2 separate regions of the Homo sapiens genome follow, and region 1 is linked to region 2. Evidence: chromatin loops called from intact Hi-C (ENCODE). Cell type or tissue: IMR-90. All regions are shown on one strand. Each heading gives the region's core, and the rest is flanking DNA. Links, peaks and the distances in the headings are about the cores only. Region 1 overlaps TMEM41B (transmembrane protein 41B). Region 2 overlaps DENND5A (DENN domain containing 5A).

Region 1 (11,736 bases), core at 2,930-10,929, 140 kb after region 2:
ATCCCAGCACTTTGGGAGGCCGAAGCGGGCAGATCATGAGGTCAGGAGATCGAGACCATCCTGGCTAACATGGTGAAACCCCGTCTCTACTAAAAATACAAAAAATTAGCTGGGCATGGTGGCAGGCGCCTGTAGTCCCAGCTACTCGGGAGGCTGAGGCAGGAGAATGGTGTGAACCCGGGAGGCAGAGCTTGCAGTGTGCTGAGATCGCACCACTGCACTACAGCCTGGGCGACAAAGCAAGATTCCGTCTCAAAAAAAAAAAAATTATATTAACAATAAAAGTATGGAATGAGATTCCAGAAGCAGTAAGCAGAAGAAAGTACGGGACTGTTTTCCCAGGAACTGGTCAATAGCGCGAAGGCCAGGACAACTTTACATTGCACTCACTGGGGAAGAGGTAGGAGTGGGTGACTCAATTTTTATTTTACCATTATCCCTTGTATACACTGATAATACTCAAGAGTATTTAAAAATATGTATACTATATGGCCCGGCATGATGGCCCACGCCTGTAATCCCAGCACTTTGGGAGGCCGAGGTGGGCGGATCACAAGGTCAGGAGATTGAGACCATCCTGGCTAACACGGTGAACCCCCATCTCTACTAAAAATACAAAAAATTAGCTGGGCATGGTGGTGGGCGCCTGTAGTCCCAGCTACTTGGGAGGCTGGGGCAGGAGAATGGCATGAACCTGGGAGGCGGAGCTTGCAGTGAGCCAAGATCGCACCACTGCACCCCAGCCTAAAAAAAATGTATACTATAATTCAGATTTATTATTTTTAGTTCCCTTAGAATGGATTCAACTATTGCACAGGTGGCTTTCAAACACGCGTTTATGAAGTATCCTAAAAGTACTGAACTGCCTATACTCTCTTTAGCAAATCCTTCTTCATAAAAGTTTACAAATGTGTATTAGACAGCTGTCATTGCTGCTCTGCCCCATCTCCCTTCTCTTGAATTAACACCCTTCCCCTGTCCCATAAGGGGGCCAATCTCAGTAGCCCCTATTCTAACATTCTACCCTCCCAAACCCAGAAAACTGTCTGGCCCAGGGTTGGACACCTCACCCAAGTAGTAACAAATCATTACTGGCTGACCAGATTTTCTCTTGATAATTTGAACTAAAAGAGATACTGGTTGTCAAGCGATAGTGGGACTTGGAGCTAAAAGGTTAAATGGTGGAGGACACAGTAAGCCAAAGTGGTACGCCGAAGACATGTATCAGAAAACAAGAAAGGTTGGAACAGAAACCCAGAGAAGCAGAATTGGGAAATATAGCTAAGCTACTTGCTGATTTCTAACGTTCCACTTCCCCAATGCCTAGCTCTATTTCTTGCTCATAAATGCCAGTTGAGATTCTCTCTTATATTATTTTTCTCGGTTTTTTTTTTTTTTTTTGAGACGGAGTCCTGCTCAGTCGCCCAGGCTGGAGTGCAGTGGCACAATCTCAGCTCACTGCAACCTCCGCCTCCCGGGTTCACGCCATTCTCCTGCCTCAGCCTCCCGAGTAGCTAGAACTACAGACACCTGCCACGATGCCCGGCTAATTTTTTTTTGTATTTTTAGTAGGGATGGGGTTTCACCATGTTAGCCAGGATGGTCTTATCTCCTGATCTTGTGATCCACCCGCCTCGGCCTCCCAAAGTGCTGGGATTACAGGCGTGAGCCATAGCGCCCGGCATTATTTTTCTCTTGTTTTAACAATCTTCCTTTTTTCCTAGTTTAAACTGATGTCTATTCCTTTCAACCAAAAAGTCTTGACTAAATAAAAGATGAGCTTCATTTTTATCCCTTGTCTCACTACAACAATTGGCATTAGTAAGATTTTGCTGATTTTTTTACCCCCGCAAGAGACAGGGTCTCCCTATGTTGCCGAGGCTGGACTTGAACTCCTGGGCTCCAGCAATCCTCCTACTTCAGCCCCTCAAGTAGCTGGCACTACAGGCATGTAACACTGAGCCCTGACTAGATATTACTAAATTCTATGTTGAACACATAGAGAAATAGAAACCAACTAGCTCCTTGCTATTCAAAGAATGTTTGGTAGACTATATGAATCAGCATTATCAGGAAGCTTGCTGGAAATTCAGATTCCCACTGAAGCAAAAATCTGCATTTTAATGATACTCGTGATCTTCATGCACATTAAAGTTTGAAAAGCTAAAATCTGGCCCACTTTTACAAGTAAGAGGCCCAAAGAAGAAGGGTATACTATTTTTTAAAAAAAAATCCTGAGCCAGAGTGGTGGTGGTGTACACCTATAGTCCCAACTACTCAAGAAACTCAGTCAGGAGGATCACTTAAGCACAGAACTTTGATTCCGGCCTGGGCAACACAGTGAGACCCTATCTCTAAAAGGAACCAAATAATGTGAAGTGTATTTCCAAAGCATTTTGTTGTTGTTGTCTGAGAAGGAGTCTCGCTCTGTTGCCCAGGCTGGACTGCAGTGGCACGATCTCGGCTCACTGCAACCTCCACCTCCCAGGTTCAAGCAATTCTCCTGCCTCAGCCTCCCAAGTAGCTGGGATTACAGGCATGTGCCACCACACTGGCTAATTTTTTTTGTATTTTTAGTAGAGACGGGGTTTCACCATATTGGCCAGGCTGGTCCAAGTGATTCCCTTGCCTCAGCCTCCCAAGTAGCCGGGATTACAGACGTGTGCTACCACACCCAGCTAATTTTTATATTTTTAGTAGAGATGGGGGTTTCACCATGTTAGCCAGGCTGGTCTTGAACTCCTGACCTCAGGTGATCTGCCCACCTCGGCCTACCAAAGTGCAGGGATTATAGGCGTGAATGAGTGTGCCCAGTCTGCAAAGCATTTTAATATCTGTTTATAATTTACCTGTAATTTCTGTTGAAATAAGAATTGCTTAGGTTAGTGCTTTGATAATACTAAATATAAATTATTCTTACCTATTCATTAAATTTAGCAAGTTTTCTATAAAAAACTAAATTATCTTTTCCTACTTTCAGTAATCTAAACAATCTAACTTCCCAACTAGTCCCTATTATTCTTTTTCTTTTTTTTTTTTTTTTTTTTTGAGACAGAGTCTTGCTCTGTGGCCCAGCCTCTGTCGCCCAGTCTGGAGTGCAGTGACAGGATCTCAGCTCACTGCAACCTCTGCCTCCCAGGTTCAAGCCATTCTCCCATCTCAGCCTCTGGAGTAGCTGGGATTACAGGCACACGCCACGAGGATCAACTAATTTTTGTATTTTTAGTAGAAACGGAGTTTCACATTGTTGGCCAGGCTGGTCTCGAACTCCTGACGTCAGGTGATCCGCCCACTTTGGCCTCCCAAAGTGTTAGGATTACAGGCGTGAGCCACCACGCCCGGCCTCCAATCAGTCCCTGTTATTCTAACTTTGTTATATTTCATCTTAATCTCAAAAAGGAGATTTGCTCAACTCTTACTTATGAAATTTACTGCAGGAAGGAAGAGGATAATAATATAGTACAAAGGTACCTTCTGATGGAACAATAAACCAAGAATGCCTGTCTCTTAATACTCTAGTTCATTAACCCACAGACGTATTGATATGTATGCTTTTTTGGAACACAGAGAATTAAAAACACACTTTAAACATCTCAGGTAGGTCAAACATGAAAAGGTCTCTGCAGAATCTTGTAATAACAAATACCTAACTGTCATTACATTTATGCTCTGGCTATTACCTAATTCAATACGTATCTTGAGGCCTCCTAATAAGTTATATTCACTCAGAAGTTATATTCTCTAAAAAAAGAAAGCATAATCAGCAAAAAGCAAAAACATCAGGGTGTACTAAATCCAATTGAATAAAAAACGTTGTTTTGGTTTATAAATATAAACCCCATTTATTTATTATTTATTTACTTTTATGAGACGGTGTCTCACTCTGTTGCCCAGGCTGGAGTGCAGTGGTGAAATCATAGCTCACTGCAGCCTTCAACTCCTGGGAGTTGAATGCCTTCAGCTTCAATCCTCCTGCCTCAGCCTCCTGACTAGCTGGGACCACAGGTGTTTGTGACCATGTCTGCTTAATTAATTAATTAATTTTTTTTTTTTGAGATGGAGTCTCACTCTGTCACCAGCCTGGAGTGCAGTGGCGTGATCCTGGCTCACTACAACCTCCGCCTCCTGGGTTCAAGCAATTTTCCTGCCTCAATCTCCCAAGTAGCTGGGACTACAGGCACACGCCACCATGCCCAGATAATTTTTGTATTTTTAGTAGAGATGGGGTTTCACCATGTTGGCCAGGATGGTCTTGATCTCTTAACCTCGTGATCTGCCCCCCTTGGCCTACCAAAGTGCTGGAATTACAGGCGTGAGCCACCACGCCCAGCAATTTTTTGGTTTTGTATTTAGAGACCAGGTCTCACTATTTTGCCCAGGCTGGTCTTGAACTCCTGGCTTCAAGCAGTCCTCCTGCCTCAGCCTCCCAAAGTGCTGGGATTACTGGTATGAGCCATAGAACCGGGCTAGAAAACCTATTTAAACACAAACCGTTTTCACAAGGCTAAAATAGTTATTTTTCTATATATTTTTATTCAATAAAAAGCTATTCAATAAAGTAGGTAAGGAATGAGGGTAATATATATATATAAGTATTGAGTTTTCTGTAGGCTGACATCAAAGCAAAGACACATTATACATGCAAGTAGTGTATATTTTTTCAGGATGTCCATTATGATAATTTATAATTATAGGCCAGGTGTCGTGGCTCACTCCTGTAATCGCAGCACTTTGGAAGGCCACGGTGGGCAGATTGCCTGAGGTCAAGGGTTCGAGACCAGCCTAGCCAACATAGTGAAACCCTGTCTCTACTAAAAATATAAAAAATTAGTCAGGCGTGGTGGCACACCCCTGTAGTCCCAGCCACTGGGGAGGCTAAGGCACAAGAATTGCTGGAACCTGGGAGGTGGAGGTTGTGGTGAGCCAAAGTTGCGCCATTGCACTCCAGCCTGGGCAACAGATATTAATTATAGATGAATTATAGATATTAAACTGTTTTGGAGGCACACTTCACATCATACACTTCTTAAAGGTATGCTACTTTTAAATCCATCTAAAAGTATGCTACTTTTAAATCCAATTAACTTGCCCCAGCCCAGTTTTAACTTACTTTCCTGCTAGAATCAGGTCCAGAGTATAAGAAAAACTAACAAAAATAATTTCATATTATGAGCATCTTTTAAAACCTTCAAAACCATTACTAATTTTTTTTTCTTTTTGGTAGACAGAGTCTACCAAATCTTGTTTTTATAGGTCTACATCTAAATTTATAGTATACACATTTATAATGTGCCTTATGGCCACATTACACACATGTGCCTTTTAGCATTTACAGCTACTTACACCAGCACTTTTCTTTTTTTTTTTTTTTTTGAGACAGAGTCCTGCTCTATCACCCAGGCTGGAGTGCAGTGGTGTGATCTCGGCTCACTGCAACCTCCACCTCCTGGGTTCAAGCCATTCTCCTGCCTCAGCCTCCCAAGCAACTGGGATTACAGGCATGGGCCACCACCCCCAGCTAATTTTTGTATTTTTAGTAGAGACGGGGTTTCACCATGTTGGCCAGGCTGGTCTCGAACCCCTGACCTCAGGTAATCCGCCCACCTCAACCTCCCAAAGTGCTAGGATTACAGGCGGGAGCCACCACGCCCAGCCAGTACTCTGTATTTAGTAACCTCCAAAGCTTCCATCATACTAATTCCCAGTCTGAATTACCCTATTATGTGCTTTTCCAACCTCCTCCCAGGCCAAAGGTACTGTTATAGAAAGCCAGAATTCGCCGGGCATGGCGGCTCACGCCTGTAATCCCAGCACTTTGGGAGGTCGAGGCGGTCGGATCATGAGGTCAGGAGATCGAGACCATCCTGGCTAACACGGTGAAACCCCGTCTCTACTAAAAAAATACAAAAAAAATTAGCCGGGCACAGTGGCGGGCGCCTGTAGTCCCAGCTACTCAGGATGCTGAGGCAGGAAATCGGCATTAACCCGGGAGGCGGAGCTTGCAGTGAGCTGAGATGGCGCCACCGCACTCTAGCCTGGGCGATAGAGCGAGACTCCGTCTCAAAAAAAAAAAGAAAGCCAGAATCACGCTCTTGGCCTACAAGACGTTCAACATGTTTTTCTAACTTCAGTTAGGGATATCACTGGCAAACAGTAATTCTTTTATAGCAGTCCCCAAAAGAGCTATTTCAAGTCACTTTAAGCCTTTGATTTTACCTTCCTTTAACTGCAACCAATGATGCTGCCTCCTACTTTAATGAGCACCCCAATCTCTCCCTCAAGATTTGTTCACAAAATTATCTTCCCTTGCTCCTTTCCCTTCATCTTATCATTAAATGTCAACACACTTCCTTCTATATCTTGCTCTCTGAATTCTTTCTCCATATACTCAACATCTTCAATTTTTCCCTCTTACAAGTACCTTTCCTTTAACTTCCAATATGCATAAATCCATCCTGAAAAATAATTTAACCTTAATGTCCCTCCAGTAGCTCCATAATTCTCCTACTACTTTTACAAAGCAAAATATTCCAATGTCTACGAGATCTTAGGAATGACTCACACTGGTCATCTAGTCCATTAGTTTTCAATATTCAGTGTTTTCTAGATATACTTGATCCCACCACGAACGAAGGAAAAAAAATCCATTTATCCTAAGGACATAAGCTTACAGGCCAACAAGTCTCTTAAGGTCACAAGAATCCACTGTAATATTGTCAGAAATAAACTTTATTTCAACGGTCTTAAACTATTAAAAAAATTAATTGAAAATGGTATTAACATCAAGTATAAATTTAAACAGCTGAAGTATCATAAAATAAAATCTTTTTTTTTTTTTGAGATCGAGTTTCTCTTGTTGCCCAAGCTGGAGTGCAATGGCTTGATCTTGGCTTACCACAACCTCCGTCTCCCAGGTTCAAGCAATTCTCCTGCCTTAGCCTCCCAAGTAGCTGGGATTACAGGCGTGGGCCACCACGTCCGGCTAATTTTGTATTTTTAGTAAAGATGGGGTTTCTCCATGTTGGTCAGGCTGGTCTCAGACTCCCGACCTCAGGTGATCTGCCTGCCTCAGCCTCCCAAAGTGCTAGGATTACAGGCATGAGCCACTGTGCCCAGCCAATAAAATCATTTTTTTAATTTTATTTCGAGTCTTGCTCTGTCACCCAGGCTGGAGTGCAGTGGCGCAATCTCGGCTCGCTGCAAGCTCCGCCTCCCAGGTTCACGCCATTCTCCTGCCTCAGCCTCCCAAGTAGCTGGGACTACAGGCACCACCCGCCACCTCTCCCGGCTAATTTTTTGTATTTTTAGTAGAGACGGGGTTTCACCGTGGTCTGGATCTCCTGACCTCGTGATCCGCCCACCTCGGCCTCCCAAAGTGCTGGGATTACAGGCGTGAGCCACCGCGCCCAGCCTTAAAATCATTTTTTAAAAACACAACAGAGGCGAGACACAGTGGCTCACACATGTAATCCCAGCACTTTGGGAGGCTGAGGTGGACACATCACTTGAAGTCAGGAGTTCCAGACCACACTGGCCAACATGGTAAAACCCTCTACTAAAAATACAAAAATTAGTTGGGCGTGGTGGTATGCGCCTGTAATCCCAGCTACTGGGGAGGCTGAGGCATGAGAATCACTTGAACCTGGGAGATGGGGGTTGCAGTGAGCTGAGATCACGCCACTGCACTCCAGCCTGGGCAACAGAGCAAGACACCGCACCTGGCCAACCTTGGACATTTTAAATCAATAAATCATTAAGATGGAGAACTTGCTAAATAAAATATTCCATTCCTTGCCTTTTTCTTCCATGAGCTTACTTCTTCCATTTTCTCCCTTCTGTTGGACTCTTCATTCTCTTCCTTCCATGCCAGCCTGGACTCCAAGAAGTATCATCTGAACTAGCACCTTTGACTGAAATCCTTATTCTTTCCTTATAGCCACCTAACCAAAAATCAGCACTACAAATTCACTTTCTTCCTTCCTACATCACAATGGTTTAGCACAAATACAGAAAAATCACTGAGTGATCCATCACAGAAATCCATGTCATTGGGAAAACTGATTTAGCTCTATTCCTACTCTTTCTTCTACATGTAGAATATGAATCAGGCTGAGCCAATCAGGTTACTCTGATGACCTACTGACAATAATGATAGGTTCAGGAAAAAGCATCTGATCTGAGGCAATCTAATCAGTGAATAGCAAGACTTCATCCGTAATACTAGGACAAAGATTCTCAAAATTAACATGGAAGCATTTAGCTTACCTGAAGCTTCAAGGGGAACCAAACTTAAGGTTAAGCTGACATCAAATAAGCAAATCAAGATATGAAAAATCTGATCCTGGCCGGGCGTGGGGCTAACACCTATAATCCCAGCACTTTGGGAGGCCAAGGCGGGTGAATTACTGGAGGTCAGGAGTTCAAGACCAGCCTGGCCAACACAGAGATAACCCGTCTCTACTAAAAATACAAAATTAGCTGGGCGTGGTGACGTGTGCCTGTAATCCCGGCTACTGGGGAGGCTGAGGCGGAGAATCGCTTGAATCTGGGAGGTGGAGGTTGTGGTGAGCCAAGATCGCACCATTGCACTCCAGCCTGGGCAAAAAGAGTGAAACTCCATTTCAAAAAAAAAGAAAGAAAGAAAAATCTGATCCTGAAGATGCTGAGCAACTGGCTCCAGCCTGATGCCACCAAATCCTACTCATTACTTGATTTACTTACATGGACCAATAAGCTCCCTTTCAGCAAGGGTTCCAGTGGGTTTTCTGTCGTAGACCAAAAAAATTCTGATACATAATACCTGGGTTGAGACTGACATCAGCAAACCATACTAATGCTTTGGTTGATATTCAGCTGCCAAGTCTAGTCTTAGATTTCATCTACAGTAATCAGAGCTTCCTTCTTTCTGTAAGCCAGTACTTTGCTCATAGTAGACACCTGAGGAGTATTTGTTAAACAAATAGCAAGGCAGGATCTAGACCAGGGATCTGGATTATCCAAGTCAGAACAATATTGTCAGCCAGGCGCAGTGGCTTACACCTGTAATCCCAGCACTTTGGGAGGCTGAGGCAGGCAGATCACAAGGTCAGGAGATCGAGACCATCCTGGCTAACATGGTGAAACCCCATCTCTACTAAAAATACAAAAAATTAGCCAGGCGTGGTGGTGGGTGCCTGTAGTCCCAGCTACTTGGGAGGCTGAGGCAGGAGAATGGCGTGAACCCGGGAAGGGGAGGTTGCAAGTGAGCCAAGATCGCACCACTGCACTCCAGCCTGGGTGACAGAGCAAGACTCCATCTCAAAAAAAAAAACAAAAGAACAAAAAAAAATATTGTTTTCTAGAAGCAATAAAATCAACTTTGAGACAGTGTTTTTCAATCTTTTTTGATTGTGTTCCAAGTAATGTATTATTATTATTATTATTTTTTTTTGAGATGGAGTCTCACTCTATCACCCAGACTGGAGTGCAGTGGCGCTATCTTGGCTCACTGCAAACTCCACCTCCTGGGTTCAAGTGATTCTCCTGCCTCAGCCTCCCAAGTAGCTGGGATTACAGGTGTGCACCACCATGCCCAGCTAATTTTTGTATTTTTAGTAGAGACAGGGCTTCTTCATGTTAGTCAGGCTGGTCTTGAACTCCTGACCTCATGTTCCGCCCGCCTCGGCCTCCCAAAGTGCTGGGATTACAGGCATGAGCCACCATGTCAGCCTAAGTAATGTACATGACCCGGTATACACAAAATCTATATAACTCAAGGAAAGATTAAACAAAAAAAAACCAGCATTTAATCCCAAAGCACTGATATTTTCTCTTCTATTCCATTTTTTTTAAAAAAATGCTTATTATTGATTATCCATCAAATTGATTTCACACCCCTCACAAGGGTCATGACTTATATATTGAAAAACATAGTCCAGCTCTCTTAAGTTAAAATGGAGAACTTGCTAGTAAATACATAGGTCGGGGCAAACACCACCAAAAAAGTTATGTACTCTAGTCCAGTCACCTTCAAACCGATTAGGTTAAGAGCCCTTTTTTTTTTTTTTTTTTTTTTTTAACCAGGAGAAATAACTTTATTTGGACTGAGAGCTGGAGAACAAGAATAGGACCTGAGATAGCATACTGGGCTAAGGAGGAGAGGTAAGGTTCCAAAATGGCAGTCAAAGCTCATCGACCAAACAGACTCTACTTCCCAGCAACCTTGCAGTTAGTGCAACCAACAAAAGGCCTGCTGGGGAATGTATTTTCCACTAAATTCCCCAAGTATGCCAACATTACAAAAAAGATAGAGGTTTTTCATCATAATTAAATTTCCACAATCCTCCCCAATCATGAGTATTATAAGCAGAAGTAAAAAATCACATTTTACAGATCTCAAACTTGTCTTCAACATTTAGTTCATCATCTTCAAAAAACAGCTCCCCTGCTAAACTCATTAGCTATATGATCTATCCAAGCAACAACAAGATGGCCAGGCCATGCCAATTCTCTTCCCATTTTCCCTAGCCACTCAGGGCTCAACAGCAGGGTGAAGCTCAGGCGGGGGTAGGGTGTGGGGAGCACAAGGGCTACTTTCCCCCAATACAACATGGCATCTGAAGCTTGATAGGAGAGCAGAACTGGTGAGACTTGAGGGAAGGACCCAGGGCCTGTATTCAGTCAGAATCACTGCTGGAAGAGGAGGAGGAATGCTTGCTATGCTTGTGCATCTTTTTATGAGCTTTCTTCATTTTCTTCTGTATCTTCTTGCCCACTATCACTGCTGGTCCAACCATGCCAGGAGCCAAGGGACTCACAGGAGGCATTCCAGGAGCAGACGGTGGGTATGGAGGAGGGTAGGGACCCGAGGATTGGCATCCTGGATACCCTGGCTGTGGCACAGGATGAGGGGGCCAACCTGGGGGGAAAGCTGAATTGCCTTGCGGAGCTCCTGGGGGAGGAGGACAGGGGCCTGGGGGAAAGGGTGGGTTGATAGGTGGTGAGTGGGCAGGATTGGAACCTCCAGGGCACCCAATGTTGGGTGGATATGGATTTGGCCCTGGCTGCCTGGCACTGGGATTCCACATGTTTAGGTGTGTCCTCCAGCCTTTCCACTGCTGCCTGGGCTTGATGCATTCTCAAGAGCTTCTTAACTAGTTTCACCTCCTGTCTGCTCTCTCATCTTCATCATGCAAAAATTAGACTTTCCGTGTTACCTCTGCCTTACTCAAGTAGTCAAAGTGGTCCACAGTCTACTAGGCTTAGCTCTGAGACTAGAGGCCAGAGTAATGGCAAGGAATCCACTAAATGTACCAAACATTGCAGATAGCATGTAAAACAGTTCAAACATACATATGATGATAACTACTTATTTGTCAAAGTTATATATGTGTCACTTAATAGAATACAAATTCATTTCCAAGTATCATGGAATTTACAGGAACATTCTGACACATCCTGAACAGGCCAACCTCATCGCCTACTACCACCCAACAGAAACCCTCTGCTCCTGACAAATTAATCTCCCTACCCACACACATAAAAGTTTCACACTAACCTTCAACCCTACTACTCTCTTTCTCCTAGCCTGGAATACCCTTCCCTTCTCTTTACTTATCCAAACCTTACTTATCTGGCAAAGCACAATGGCTCATGCCTGTAATTCCAGCATTTGGGGAGGCCAAGGCAGGAAGACGCTTGAGCCCAGGACTTCAAGACACCCTGGCCCCTTCTCTACAAAAAACAAATAATTAGCTG
Region 2 (15,996 bases), core at 4,261-12,260:
TAAAAATTTTCAACTGCTTATTGTAAGATCATAACCAAGAAAACACATACTGCATAATGATAATCACAGTTTTTATTAAGTACTATGTCAGGCATTGTACTTAGCATTTCATTATCTCATTTAAGCCTCCTAACAATCTGAGGTAACTATTATTATTGTTCCCAATTTACCAATACGGAAATTGAGAAATACAGTAATCAATATACTAAATTTAAACATAGTATAAAACAATATAGTATATTTATAGTCTAAGTATAGTTTAATTCTCTTAAGTAACTTGCCCAAAATCTATACGTAATATAGCACTCTATTAAATTATATATATATATATATTGTCCAAAATGAAACAGCAAAGTAGCAATAGATCTGGCCTTTGAACCCATATCTGCCTGAACTTTGAGTCCAAGTTCAAAAGTAAGATTTAACTATGCTATAAATTTGTGATATATAAAAATCTAAGAAAAGGAAAACAAATCACCCCAATCCTACTTTTCAGAAGCAACAACTCTTAATATTTTGGCATATTTCTTTCCACTGTTAGTTTTTAACCTTCTTATTGTGAAATATATAATATATATATGCTATTACATCATTATGACCAGCGCCAGGCCAGTTCCTTCTTTTTTTTTTTTTTTTTTTTTTGAGATGGAGTTTCGCTCTTGTTGCCCAGGCTGGAGTGCAATGGCACAATCTCGGCTCACTGCAACCTCCGCCTCCCCGGTTCAAGCAAATTCTCCAGCCTCAGCCTCCCGAGTAGCTGGGATTACAGGCATGCACCACCACGCCTGGCTAATTTTGTATTTTTAGTAGAGATGGGGTTTCTCCATGTTGGTCAGGCTGGTCTCAAACTCCCGACCTCAAGTGATCTGCCCACCTCAGCCTCCCAAAGTGCTGGGATTACAGGCATGAGCCACTGCGCCTGGCCAGTATTTTATTTATAAATACTGTCTGTTTATATCTTTGAAGCACCCTACGTGCCCTCTTCCATTCACCTTCCCACTCTAGAAGTGACCACTTACCCAACGAAACTACAGAAAAGCAAGAAAATTATTACCTATATTTTTAACCCTAAAATATATGGTTTGGTTTGCCTGTATGTATCTTTAAGACAGGGTCTCTCTCTGTTGCCTAGACTGGAGTGCAGTGGCTCGATCATGGTTCACGTAGCCTCAGCTTCCCAGATTCAACTGATCATCCCACCTCAGCCCCCGCAGTAGCTGGGACTATAGGCATGCATGTTTCTTTTGTGATTTTTTTTTTTTTTTTTTCTTTAAGAAACTGGGTCTCAGCATGTTGCCCTGGCTGGAACCGAACTCCCAGGCTCAAGCAATCCCCCCACCTCAGCCTCCCAAGTAGCTGGGATCACAGGTGTGTGCTGATACTCCTGGCTTCTGATTTGCTTTTTCACTCGTTTATATTTGTGAAATTCATCCACACTGATGTGTATAACTGTTATCCATTTCCATTGTTGTATAGCATTCCACCACATGAATACACCACAATATACTTATTAATTCTCTTACTGATTGGCTTTCTCAACTGATTGGTTGTTTCCAGTTTGGGGCTATTAAAAGAATGCTGCTGTAAACTTCTTGTACATATCTCTTGGGACATGCTCCAAAAGTTTCTCTAGGGAATATACCTAGGAGAAGAATTACTAAACAATACTATGCTGTTTTCCAAAATCATCATACCAATTTATACTTTCAACAGCCTGTTGCCTCACGTGCAAGCCAATACTTTGTGATGTTACATTGATTACTATATTTCTTCAATTCTAGATGTATATTTTCCCACATATTAACATGTCTAAAATTGATATGTATTTCACAGTCATCATTGGCTAGGAATAGGAAGTTGTCACAGCCAGGTCATGCATCTCATGACTTAAGAATTTTGACAGTCCAGGCCAGTTGTGCAGTGCCTCAAACCTGTAATCCCAGCACTTTGGAGGCCGAGGCAGACAGATCACTTGAGGTCAGGAGTTCAATACCAGCCTGGTCAATATGATGAAACCCTGTCTCTACTAAAAATACAAAAATTAGCCAAGCATGGTGGTGCACTCCTGTAATCCCAGCCACTCGGGAGGCTAAGGCACGAGAATTGCTTGAACCTGGGAGGCAGAGGTTGCAGTGAGCCGAGATTGTGTCACTGTACTCCAGCCTGGGTGACACAGTGAGACTCCATCTCAAAAAAAAAAAAAAAAAGAATGACAGTCCAGCAGCTTAGAAAAAAAAAATGCAGAAATGCAGCATCACCAATGTTCTTCATAGTAGAAAGGCAGAAGAGACAAAATTGTATGGAAAAAAAAATCACAGATATTAATTACTCAGAGTGAACTGACAGAAGTTTTACACAAACACACACACACACTGGCCACAATGCCTGGCCAGAGTTTTTTTTAACCTAAATTTAAAATATCAGTACTGATATATTAATCAGGTTTTTTTTTTTTTTTTTTTTTTTTTTTTTTTTTGAGAGAGGGTCTCATTCTGCAGCCTTGACCTCCAGGGCTCAAATGATCCTCCTACCTCAGCCCACCAAAGTAGCTGGGACTAAAGGTGTGCACCACCACGCCTAATTTTTTTTTTTTTTTTTTTTTTTTTTTTTTTTTTTTTTAGTAGAGATGAGGTTTTGCCATGTTGCTTAGCCTGGCCTCAAACTTCTGGGCTCGAGTGATTCACCCACCTCAATCTCCCAAAGTGCCAGGATTACAGGCATGAGCCGCTGTGCCCTGCCAATCTAGCTTTAAACAGTAATAATTTATTCTGCAAGAGACAGCATATTTTATTCCCTCCTATAAATGAACATCACTTCAAATGGGCACCACTTAGAACTGAAAGTGCAGGAGACTATTTTTATTCCATTGATAAATAAATAGGATGTAGTAGAGACTGAGTTAGTTGAAATGCCCTAAAATTATGGTATGCTGCCTTGGTTGAAAGATTCTTTTTATTAGAAAAGACATTTAAATTCATAATTAAAACATTAAAAATTAAGAATGAATGTCTTTGTAGAACAGAGAAAAACACCCAAACAATCTAAGCTTAAACGGAATGACACATTTTAGCCTGGCACATAGTAGGTACCCAGTAAATTTCTGTTTCTAGATATAAGATATCATTGCTATCAGATAAAAATAAAGGGGAAAAAATATCTGCAAATACATAAGACTAATCTGTTGAAGTAAGTTAGAGTGAAGACTAGTCTGATTTAAAGTACTGTAAAATGTCAAAAATTTAAAACTATGCCTGTAACCCCAGCTACTCAGGAAGCTGAGGTAGGAGGTTCACTTAAGCCCAGGACTTCAAGGCGAGCCTGGGCAATATAGTGAGATCCTGTCTTTAAAAAAGTTTTTTATTAAATTAAAAACTACATCTCTCTGTTGTTCTTTTTTTTGTTTTGAGATGGAGTCTTGCCCTGTCGCCCAGGCTGGAGTGCAATGGCGCGATCTCGGCTCACTGCAACCTCCGCCTCCCGGGTTCAAGAGATTCTCCTGCCTCAGTCTCCCAAGTAGCTGGGATTACAGGTGCATGCCACCACGCCCGGCTAAATTTTTTGTGTCTTTAGTAGAGACGGGGTTTTACCATGTTGGCCAGGCTGGTCTTGAACTCCTGACCTCGTGATCTGCCTGCCTCAGCCTCCCAAAGTGCTGGGATTACAGGTGTGAGCCACTGCGCCCAGCTTGTTGTTCATTTTTATAGAGTATACATTAAGTTTTTATCAAGCAAAGCATGCATGCTCTCAATTAATGGTATATTTTATTTAAAACAAATATACCTAATTTCAAATTAACAGGATCTTAAAATTAGTACTGTCTCATTATATTAACGATTTTTTTTTTAAGACAGAGTCTCGCTCTGTTGCCCAGGCAGGAGTGCAGTGGTGCCATCATAGCTCACTGTAGCCTTGACTTCCCAGGTTCAAGCAATCCTCCCACTTCAACCTCCCAAGTATCTGGGACTACAGGTGTGTGCCACCATGCCCATCTTAATACTTTTGTAAAGACAGGATCTCACTACGTTCTCCAAGTTGGTCTTGAACTCCTGGGCTCAAGCAATCCTCCTGCCATGGTCTCCCAAAGTGTTGGGATTACAGGCATGAGCCATCACGCCCAGCCAACAGTATTTTTAAAATCCAGAGGGAGTGGTCAGAGCCAATCCTTGGTCTTACCTTGGCTGCTAACAGAAATAGCACACATACAGAGATGTCCACAGCTTACCTTATTGCGGCATTCCTTCAGCAGGCCCTCTACAAACTTCCAATTGGTCTGGGCAATCACTGATGGAGAGAGGTTGGACAGTTTGGGCTGGCGGATAGTGCTGCCCATAGTCCTGGCTTCCTGGATGTACTTCTATATCAAACAGAAAAATAAAGACCCTTTGTGTCCATGTACATAAACCAAAGGTCAGCAGTACTGGTGGGTGCCTGAAGAGGGCATTATTTTCTCACATTTTCTTTTTTTTTCTTTTTCTTTTTTTTTTTGAGACGAATCTTGCTCTGTCGCCAGGCTGGAGTGCAGTGGTGTGATCTCAGCTCGCTGCAACCTCCACCTCCCAGGCTCAGGCAATCCTCCTGCCTCAGCCTCCTGAGTGGCTGGGACTACAGGCATGTGCCACCACGCCCGGCTAATTTTTTGTATTTTAGTAGAGACGGGGTTTCACCATGTTAGCCAGGATGGTCTTTATCTCCTGACCTGGTGATCCATCTGCCTCAGTCTCCCAAAGTACTGAGATTACAGGCATGAGCCACCGTGCCCAGCTTATTTTCTCGCACTTTCTTAGCTGCCTCTTTCTAGGCTCAGATAGTTAGGAATAGAAAATTTTTAATTTAATTCTTGTATTAAAGAGAAAAACTGAGATGATGGTTTCTGTTTTAGCTGATGTAAAGCACTCCCCAAATGGTATAATTACCTTTGATTTAAAGATACAAGAGTCAGGCAAGGCGCAGTGGCTCACGCCTGTAATCCCAGCACTTTGGGAGGCTGAGGTGGGTGGATCACAAGGTCAGGAGTTCAAGACCAGCCTGGCCAACACAGTGAAACTCCATCTTTACTAAAAATATAAAAATTAGCCAAGTGTGGTGGTGCATGCCTGTAATCCCAGCTACTCAGGAGGCTGAGGCAGGAGAATTGCTTGAACCCGGGAGGTGGAGGTTGTGGTGAGCTGAGATCGCGCCACTGCACTCTAGCCTGGGCGACAGAGCGAGACTCCATCACAAAAAATAAATAAATAAATAAAAATTTAAAAAATTAAATTAAAAAAAGATACAAGAGTCAAAAAACACATGACTACAGCAAATCTCAAATCTCTGAGTAACACTGAGAAAATAATTTCCCCCACCAAGCTGAGAAGAATTTAACTCCTCTGCCCGTATCAAAGATATCTACCCTTTCTATCATAAAGTATAAAATTAAGGCCTGGAAAATAAGATTGCACACTCAAAACAACAACTGCAATTATTTTGTATAATGTGCTGGTGATTCTTCTTCATATGTTGTTTAACACAGAACCCACATCAATGCAGTAAAATGCAATCTGATATCCTCTCAGTAGGTTCATAACCAACATTTTTACCCTAAACTTCTCCCTTCCCCCATATTTATTCCAGTGGCATAACTCTGTCCATTCTATCTTATGGCCCCTTAATCTATCTCTACTACCAACCCCCCAAGGTTAGGGTCCAATTACTATTACTTGGACTGCTGTTACCTGTCTCCTAACTTGTTAGCTATCTCCATACCACCCTCCTCCAAAATATTCTGCCCACAGCCTCCTTTACACATTTACACACCAAACTTTAGATCCTGCCATGTCCTCTACTTGAAATGCTCTTCTTATAGCTCCAGGGAGATGAAAGATTAAAAAAAAAAAAAAAAAGAAAAAGAAAAACAGCCAGGAGCAGTGACTCTGGCCTGTAATCCCAGCACTGAGGCGAGTGGATCACTTGAGCTCAGAAGTTTGAGACCATCCTGGGCAACATGAAGAAACCCTGTCTCTACCAAAAATACAAAAAAGACCAAAACAACAACAACAAACAATTAGCCAGGAATGGTGGCGTGTGCCTGTGGTCCCAGCTACTAGAGAGGCTGAGGTGGGAGGATCACCTGAGCCTTGGAGGCAGAGGTTGCAGTGAGCCAAGGTTACACCATTGCACTCCAACCTGGGTGACAGAGTAAGACCCCATTTCAAAATAAAATAAAAGCTCTTCTAACAATCCCATCATTCTCTAAGGCTTAAAGAGATGCTTGCTCCTCTTCCAAATCATCTTGTTTGATGATGACCCCAAGTAGAAGTAACCTCTGCTTTCTCTAATCAGTAATCAAACATTGGTTTGCTCCTCATATGGTCATTTCAAAAGCTTATTCTCTTGAAGTTATCTTTCTATCTGATTTTGCTCCCTTATATCAACTGGTATTCCCTGAGGACAAGACTAACCTCTTTTGTCACCTTTGTATTTCAAAGTGTTAACCTCAGTGATTTTTTTTTTTTTTGTCTTTAGCAAAGAATTCCTTGATACCTCAGTGATATGGTTTGGCTGTGACCCCATCCAAATCTCATCTTGAATTGTAGCTCCTACAATTCCCACATGTTGTGGGAGGGACCCAGTGGGAGGTAACTGAGTCACGGGGGTAGATCTTTCCTGAGCTGTTCTCGTGATAGTGCATAAGTCTCATGAGATCTGATGGTTTTATAAGGGGGAATTTCCCTGCACAAGCTCTCTCTTTGCCCACTGCCATCCACGTTAAGACGTGACTTGCTCCCTCCTTGCTGTCCACCATGATTGTGAAGCCTCCCCAGCCATGTGGAACTGTGAGTCCATTAAATCTTTCTTTTGTAAATTGCCCAGTCTTGTGTATGTCCTTTATCAGCAACATGAAAACAGACTAATACACTCAGTGATTCTGACCAAGAAAATGTGGTCAATAAACACTGCTGAAAATAGTAATGAGGAGGTTAGGTGGAAGACAGACTTTTAAAATAACACAAATAACCAAAATTTCTTATGCTACTCTCACAAAAAAAAAAATCCCAGTGCAACTGTATCCTATAAATCAGCAGTTGAAGATTCATAACCATATCTTACAATTTTAATTTATTCATTAAAAACATAGCAAAGGGAGAATATGTTATTTATTTTCCAATTCACTGAGCTGCCAGACACATGAAAACAGTATGCCTTCTTGGGTTCTCTCTGTGCAAGATGAAAATTACAGGGTCTTTTCTCAAAGATAAGTTACTGAAATAGGCTTCTGAAGTTAACACTCATTTTCACAACTTCTTTGCAACTAAGTAAGGCAGGGTCTACAACCTGAAGTTTATAACTAGAAACTTAAGAAGCAAGTTACAGTAGAGCTGAGAAACTCAGCTTACAAGCAATGAAGATTCAGGAGGTAAATTCAAGAATCTTGGGTTTCCAGGTACCTGATAATAATGTTCCTCTCCTTTAGTCTTTTAAAGAAGAAGAAGAAAAAAAAAGTCAAGATTATCTGTTTCAATTTAAGGTAAGAAACAGTAGGAAAAAAACTCTAACAAAATTAACTTCTTTCTGGGCTGGGCGCAGTAGCTCACACCTATAATCCCAGCACTTTGCGGGGATGAGGCAGGCGGATTACCTGAGGTCAGGTGTTTGAGACCAGCCTGGCCAACGTGGTGAAACCCCGTCTCTACTAAAAATACAGAAATTATCTGCGCGTTGAGGTGGTGCCTGTAATTCCAGCTACTCAAGAGGCTGAGGCAGGGGAATTGCTTGAACCCAGGAGATGGAGGCTGCAGTGAGCCGAGATCGCTCCACTGCACTCCAGCCTGGGCGATAAAAGCGAGACTCTGTCTCAAACAAAAAAAGAATTAAAAAAAATTAACTTTTTTCCTATATACACACGCACACACACACACACACACACACACACACACACAAAACTCACACCAATTTTTAAAGGATTTCTCCCAAGTTTCAGACTCTTAACTTCTGAGGTTCCTATTGAACTCCTCAGGGAGCATCATGCATGAGAAATTACAATCGGTTAGTAGCTAGCTGGAATTTGCAAAACATCCCACATTCTGATTTGTGATAACCCAGGCCCAGCATTAGATATCAGGAACTAGACCTATTATTAACCCTTCTTTATGGGGTGAGGTCATTGCTGAGACGTTTGAATCAGACCAGAGAACAGGAAATGAGAAAGAGAAGGAGTGCACAGCATGATAGCAAGGTCATCCTTATCATTCTTAAGGTATCTTACCTCCCTCTGGTCATTATCTAAACGCAGGTGTTCTGTGTGCTGCTTCTGCCGATCTTTCCGCCTCCACTGGGCAGGGGCATTCCTTTTCGTCCACCTAACACAATCAGAACCAAAGCAGGCAATTAATAATGTCTCACTTAAAAAGCAATGTCAACTAACAGGAGAAAACATGAATGACTACGAGTCAATGCTGGACACAGGAAATGACCTAGATGTCACCAGAGACAGCTCAGAGACCTTGAGGAAGAGCAGATTAAAGATGAGTGACTGGACATGAGAGAGACACCTCCTCATGGAACATGTCTCTCTTGAAACATCTACAAACACTTGACATATAGATCTAAAACTATATTCACTTAACTCTATCTGGGCTTTGATACAGTCATCTTCAAAAGTAACTAATGAGTAATTCTGCTAACTTACCTACTTTTCAGTTCAGGTTCTGATTATTTCAACTGCCATTTATTAAATACAATGCTAGCTTGCTGTTGAATGGGATCCAGGCATGAGATGATTTTAACCCATCTGCAGCTTTTTGCAGGTCCTAGACATATGGAGCTATCCCAATCTGCATAGTGGAGGCAGAACTGAAAGATATTCTGTCACATACTTTCTTGTTCAAATAAGCAAACCACCTAGATAGTCTGGGTCTTCTCCATATCTGCTTTAGAAAAGTACAAGGTCTTCTAGGGGTAACAGCCCTAGCCCAGATACTAGATGACCCTATTACAGCTAGGGAGTTGGATTAGTGAATCCCTGGGGTTGACTCACTTGTTGCTGGCTGGCCCAGTGGAAAGTACATCAGACTGCAGCTTAGGGAAGAAGCCCGGCTCATATTTCCCTTGTCCAATCTTCATGTCAAGTAAATGTGGGTGAATTGCAGTATGGTCAATTTTTGCCAGACGCAGCTCAATTGCTTTCTCTGGATGAGAATACACACACACACACACACACACACACACATAAATACACACACAAATAAATCAAGTCAAACATTCTTTAAGAATCTAGCTACTCTTCCATTTCCAGCCAAGATAGAGTAAAAGGGACTGATTTTCCTGCCTAATAGGAAAAAACCCATGCAAAATAATATAAAATGATAAACTTCAGAATACTGGACATCAGGCAATGAAGGGCAGGACCCTGAGAAACAGGTAACAAATGAGGTAACCCCTAGAACTATCCCAGCTAACTGCTTAGAGAAAGCTTCCAGGCTGTGGCACAGGGAGGGGAGTTCTAGGCAGAGACTGGTGGACTCCCTGAGTTAAGGAGACCAAGGTGGCTAGAGTTCATATGAACAGTACCAGAGAAGAGAGAGAATCCAGGGGATCTGCAGGGCATTCAGCAGGGTAATGGGTCAGTTCACGCAAGTAAAGAAACTACTCAAGGCTGGAGAAAGAATCACCGGAAAGGATTAGGAGAAACAATACAAAATGCTCACACAGGGCTGGGAATAATGCCTGTCCCCACCTGCCAGACTAGAAAACCTAATCACTCATGGGGCACTGAGTAAAGTACTCAGAGGGTCTTGCCTCAGTAGTAGATAATTAATCACAGCCTAAAGGATGCTCTGGTCCTGCCAGAGGAAAGCACAAAGAAATCAAATTATTTCTAAGTAACTTAACTACATCCCAGAACAAAGACTGAGAATATTTATAGGAATATGGAAGTGTCCAGGACTCAAATAGTAAAATTCACAGTGTCTGGCATCTAATCAAAGATTACCAGGGCCTGATAGCTTACGCCTGTAATCCCAGCACTCTGGGAGGCCAAAGTGAGGGTATCATTTAAGGCCAGGACTTCAAGACCAGCCTGGGCAACATAGTGAGACCTCATCTCTTCAAAAAAAAAAAAAAAATGAGCCAGACATGGTGGCATACACCTTTATTCCTAGCTATTCAGGAGGCCAAGGCCAGAAGATCACTTGAGCCCAGGAGTTTAAGGTTATGGTGAGCTATAATTACACTACCGCACTCCAGCCTGGGCAACAAAGCAGAACCTCTTAAAAACAAACAAACAAACAACATCAACAACAAAAAACTAGAAACATGGAACTCAAACTTCTGAAGATGAAAGCTGTAATATCTGAGATGAAAAATACACGGGCTGGGTTAAAAGCACACTCAACAATGCAGGAGAAAAAATAAGTGAGCTTGAAGCCATAGCAAGAGAAATGATCCCAAAGAAGCCACAGAGAGAGAGAAAAAACTGTTGCCATTAAAAGAGTATCAGCGGTTCTGGGATAACTACGCAATCCCAGATATTACATGTATGTGTAACTGCAGTCCCTAAGGTAGGGATGGGGAGAACAGAAAAATTACTAGAAGAAATACTGGCCAGAATTTTTACAAATTTGACGTAAACAAAAAATCCACAGATCTAAAAAGCACAATGAGCTGCAAGCACAAGAATCATGAAGGAAACTACACCAAGCCACATCATAATCAAATTGCTCAAAATCAGTGATAAAAAGAAAATCTTAAAATCTGGTAGAGAAAGTAGACATTTTGTATATAGAGAAGATCAAAATTAAGGATGACAGCAGATTTCTTATCAGAAAACAATGGAAGTGTAATATGGTTTGGCTCCATGTCCGCACCCAAATCTCAACTTGAACTGTAATAATCCCCATGTGTGGTGGGAGGGACCCAGTGGGAGGTAACTGAATCACAGGGGCGGTTTCCCTCATGCTATTCTCGCGATAGTGAGTGAGTTCTCATAGATGTGATGGTTTCATAAGCATCTGGCATTTGCCCTCCTGGTACTCATTCTCTCTCCTGCTGTGCTGTGAAGAGGTGCCTTCCACCATGCTTGTAAGTTTCTTGAGGCATTCCCAGCCATGCGGAACTGAGTCAATTAAACCTCTTTCCTTTACAAATTACCCAGTCTTGGGTATTTCTTCATAGCAGCATGAGAATAAACTAATTATAAAGTGAGAAGACAGAGGAGCGACATCTTTTTTTTATTTTTATTTTTTTGAGACAGGGTCTCATTCTGTCGCCCGGGCTAGAGTGCTGTGGTGTGATCTTGGCTCACTACAACCTCCACCTTCCGGGTTCAAGCAATTCTTGTGCCTCAGCCTCCTGAGTAGCTTGGACTACAAGCACGTACTATCATGCCTGGCTAATTTTTTTTTTTTTTTATATGTTTAGTAGCAACGGGGTTTCACCATGTTGGCCAGGCTGGTCTCAAACTCCTGACCTCAAGTGTTCTGCCCACCTCAGACTCCCAAAGTGCTGGGATTACAGGAGTGAGCCACCGCGCCTGGCCTGGAGCAACATCTTTAGAGTACTGAAAGGAAAAAGCTATTAACCTATACTCAGGGAAAATACCTTTCAAAGACAAAAGAATTACAAAAGCTGAAAGAATTCATCACCAGCAGATCTACACTACAAGAAATGTTAAAGGAAGTCCTTCTGGCAGTAGGAAAATAATGCCAGATGGAAGTATGGATCTACAGAAAAGAAAGAAGAGCACCAGAAATGCTAACTACACAGTTAATGTATTAGATTTTGTACTTATTATTCAAATCCCTTTAAAAGGTAATTGACTGTTTAAACAAAAATGACCATGTAGTGTTAGGTTTATGACATATGTAAAAGTAAAATAGATGACAATAGCACGTCGGCTAGGAAGAGAGAAATGGAAATAGAGTTTTGTGAAGTTCTTTTTGTTGTTGTTTAGAGACAGGGTCTCATCATGTGATCCAAGTTGGACTCAAACTCCTGGGCTCAGGCAACCCTCCCCCTTCAGCTTACCAAACAGCTGGGAGTATGGGTGCACATGACTGTGCCTGGCAGTTCTGTACAGTTCTTATACTATGTGGAAAGTGATATTGTATCACCTAAAAGTAGACTGTGATAAGTTAAATGTGTACTATAAATCCTAAAGCAACTGCTAAAATAACACAAGTTATAGCTAGTAAACCAACAAAGTAGATAAAATGAAATCATAAAAAAAATTGAAAGGCCGGGTGCAGTGGCTCACGCCTGTAATCCCAGCACTTTGGGAGGCCGAGGCGGGCGGATCACGAGGTCAGGAGATCAAGAGATCAAGACCACGGTGAAACCCCGTCTCTACTAAAAATACAAAAAATTAGCTGGGCTGCGCAGTGGCGAGCGCCTGTAGTCCCAGCTACTCGGGAGGCTGAGGCAGGAGAATGGCGTGAACCCGGAAGGCAGAAGTTGCAGTGAGCCTAGATCTCGCCACTGCACTCCAGCCTGGGCGATAGAGCAAGACTCCGTCTCAAAAAAAAAAAAAAAAAAAAAAAAAAAGAAAAAAAAATTGAAAATATTCAATTAGTACACAAGAGGGCAGAAAAAGAAGAAAAGGGAACAAAGAACAGATGGGACAAATAGAAAACAAACAGCAAAATGACAGGCTTAAACCCAGCAATATCAATAATCATATTAAATGTACATGGTCTGAAGACCTCAGTTAAAAACCGGAAACTGTCAAATTGGATAAAAATGCAAAACCCAATTACATGCTGCCTACAATAAATACCCTTTAAATATAAAGACACAAATAGATTAAAAGTAAAATAATGACAAAGATATGCCCTGTTAGCACTAGTCAAAAGAAAGCTGGAGTAGTTATTAATATCAGACAAAACAGATTTCACAGTAAAGAATATTACTCTGAATAAAGAAGGTTATTTCTTTTTTTTTTTTTTTTAGAAAAAAAAATTAAAAATTAGCCAGGCATGGCGGCACACATCTACTGTCCTAGCTACTTGAGAAGCTAAGACGAGAGGATCCCTTCAGCCCACTAGTTCAAAGTTACAGAAAACCACGGCCACACCACTGCACTCTAGCCTGAGCAACAGAGCGAGACCCCATCAACATTAAAACAACAACAAAAAAAATCAATATAATTCACCATATTAACAAACTAAAGCTAAAAACCATATAATTACCTTGATAGATACAGAAAAAGCATTTGACAAAATTCAACATCCACCTCAGATAAAAACGCTGAACAAACTAGTAAGATCCTTAACTGCTAAAGGTTATCTATGAAAAACAAAGGAATAAGATGCCCACTCTCACCACTTCTATTTGACTTCGTACTAGAGGTTCAAGCCAGTGTAATACAGAAAAAAAATAAATAAATAAGAAGAAGAAGAAAAAGAAAAGGAAAAGAAATAAAAGGTATCCAGGGTGGTGGAAAGGAAAAGTAAAACTATCATTATTCACAGGTAATATGACTGTCTATGTAGAAAATCTGATGGATGTACAAAAAAGCTATTAAAAGTTAGTTTAGTATGGTTGCAGGACACAATATAAACATACAAAATGCTATTATAGTTCTATATACTAGCAATGAACAATTAGAAATTAAAATTAAGAAAGCAATAAAATAGCACCAAATTTATATAACACAAAACAATTTAAAATAACACCAAAAAATATGAACTACTTAGGGAAAAATCTGATAAGACATATAAAACCTGTACCCTGAAAAGTACATAATGCTGTTGAGAAAAATTAAAGATGACCTAAATAAATGGAAAGATATGCCATGTTAATGGATCAGAAGACTCGGTACTGTTAGGATGTCAAATATCAATCAAAATCTTGAAAGGTTTCTTTGCAGAAGTTGGCAAGTTGACTCTAAATATGTATGGAAATACAAAGAACCCAGAATAGCCAAAACAACTTTGAAAAGAACAAAGTTACAAGATTAACACTACTTGATTTCAAGATTTAATATAAGCTACAGTAATCATTTAATGTAAGCTACAGTAATCAAGACAGTGTGGTATTGGTATAAATGTAGACCAACAGATCAATGAAACAGAACAGAGAATCCAGAAGTAGACGAACACATATACAGACTAATAACATTTTGACAAAAGCAAAAAGGCAATTCATTAGAGAAAGGATGGTCTTTTCAACAGATGAATATCTATATGAAAAAAAAATGGACGCATAACTTATACTACTTACAAAATTAACTTGAAATGGATCAGAGACTTGAACGTAAAACCTAAAACTATAAAACTTCTACAGGGAAATATAGGGTAAAATCTCTATGTGACCTTGGTAGGGCAAAAGTGTCTTAGATACAATAAAAGTATAATCCAACTGATAAATTGGGCCTCATCAAAATAAAAGATTTTGTTCTCAAAAAGACAATTAGGCACACACAAATCAAAATCACGTCTCCCTTACATTTTCTAGTCTTCTCTCTTTACCTTTCATTCCTGTTCCAGGACCCTCATTAAGATGACCTTTTGGCAAAGTCCTTTTGGCAAAGGCTTGAGGACAAGTTGTCCATGCAATTAGACTACTTTAACTCAGTTAGAACATAGGTTCCTGAACTAGAAAATGTAAGACTTTGAACTAGAAAATGCAAGACTTTGTCTAAACTGTCAGCAGTTATATCTTCAAAGCCTAGAAACAAGCCTGGCAAATTCATTCATCTGGCAAATATTTCTTGAAGACTTGCCATACATTTGGCATCTGGTAGGTAGTTATAAAATGCAGCAAATGAGTGACCAAAATATACAAAAATGCCTTAACAAGGACACTGAACATCCTGCAGGAAGTGAACACACTACTTAATCTAGTACTTCAAGCTGAAACCATTCTCTAGCTAAACTAATGTAGATGAGTCCTCTGAACAAAAGGACATGTTCAATCATTTGTGTAGATTATAACATCCCTACATGCTGGGTACAATGCCAGAAGAATGGGGGTAAGAAAATGAGTAAATACAATCTCTGTCCTTAAGCTGTTCCCCAATAATGATAGCTAGAAAAAGTAGAGATTATTGAGTAAAAGCATGCACAAAGCACCACAGGAACAGAGAAGAAGAATCAACTGACTCAGTCTGGGGGCATCAGAGAAGGTTTCATAGAGAAGGAAATGTATCTGCTAGGTTTGTGTGGCAAATACCATCAACTGCTTACTCATAATTCATTCACCCCTTCTTTCTTGCTCATAGACCTTCATACTGTTCAGGGTAACATTATACCCAGTTCAATGTTCACTTTCACAGCTTCCCATGCACTTGAGGTTGATCATATAATATGATTTTGGCCTATGAGACAATGAAAGTTGTTAGAAATTTCTGGGAAAGCTTTTCCTTTCTGATAAAAGTGGGAAAAATAGGCTGGGCACAGTGGCTAACGCCTATAATCCTAGCACTTTGGAATGCAGAGGTGGGAGAACTGCTTGAGCCCAAGAGTTCGAGGCCAGCCTGGGCAACATGGCGAGACTCTGTCTCTAAAAAATATAAAAAATTAGCCAGGTATGGTGGTATGTGCCTGCAGTCCTAGCTACACGGGAGACTGAGGTGAGAGAATTGCTTGAGCCTAGGAAGTCAAGGCTGTGGCGAGCCATAATCGCACCACTACCCTCCAGCCTAGGCAACTGAGTGAGACCCTGTCTCGAAAAAAAAAAAAAAGAAAGAAAGAAAAAAAAAAAAGGTGGAATGGTGAATATAGCCGGCATCAACCTTCCCCTCTTCTTGCCTCGAATGTGAATATGAAAAGCTTCTGGGGCTGGAGCTGGGTGTGGTGGTTCATGCGCGTAATGCCAACACTTTGGGAGGCCAAGACAGGAGGATCACTTGAACGCAAAAATTGAAGACCAGACGGAGCATAGCAAAACCTTGTCTCCACAAAAAAAAAAAATTTTTTAATTAGCCAGGCATGGGAGCACATGCCTGTAGTCCCAGTTGCTTGGGAGGCTGAGGCAAGAGAATCACTTGAGCCCAAGAGTTCAAAAGCTGCAGTGAGCTATGTT

The links. Peaks named below come from ENCODE experiments on the same cell type or tissue, not always from the same donor. Only the 100,000 strongest peaks of a DNase experiment are listed, where the experiment ranks them.
Region 1: it touches region 2 in a loop (3-fold over the local background); 3 of 110 quality-filtered maps call a loop at or near these places.

Annotation. Positions count from the first base shown.
Region 1 is chr11:9,300,624-9,312,359 of GRCh38, forward strand. The region is part of intron 1 of TMEM41B (transmembrane protein 41B); the gene reads right to left. It also overlaps the pseudogene PRR13P2. Among named protein-coding and RNA genes, the nearest start is that of TMEM41B, 8.1 kb to the right of the region's middle. In IMR-90, for the core only: no CTCF peak of the experiment used is centred there; no DNase peak of the experiment used is centred there.
Region 2 is chr11:9,161,614-9,177,609 of GRCh38, forward strand. DENND5A (DENN domain containing 5A) reads right to left here. Exons shown (of 23, transcript NM_015213.4): 9 at 9,014-9,164; 10 at 8,243-8,336; 11 at 4,223-4,354. Among named protein-coding and RNA genes, the nearest start is that of SCUBE2, 78 kb to the left of the region's middle. RefSeq lists an enhancer at 7,533-8,732. In IMR-90, for the core only: a CTCF peak has its summit at 4,409 (motif pointing right); a DNase peak (open chromatin) is centred at 9,038.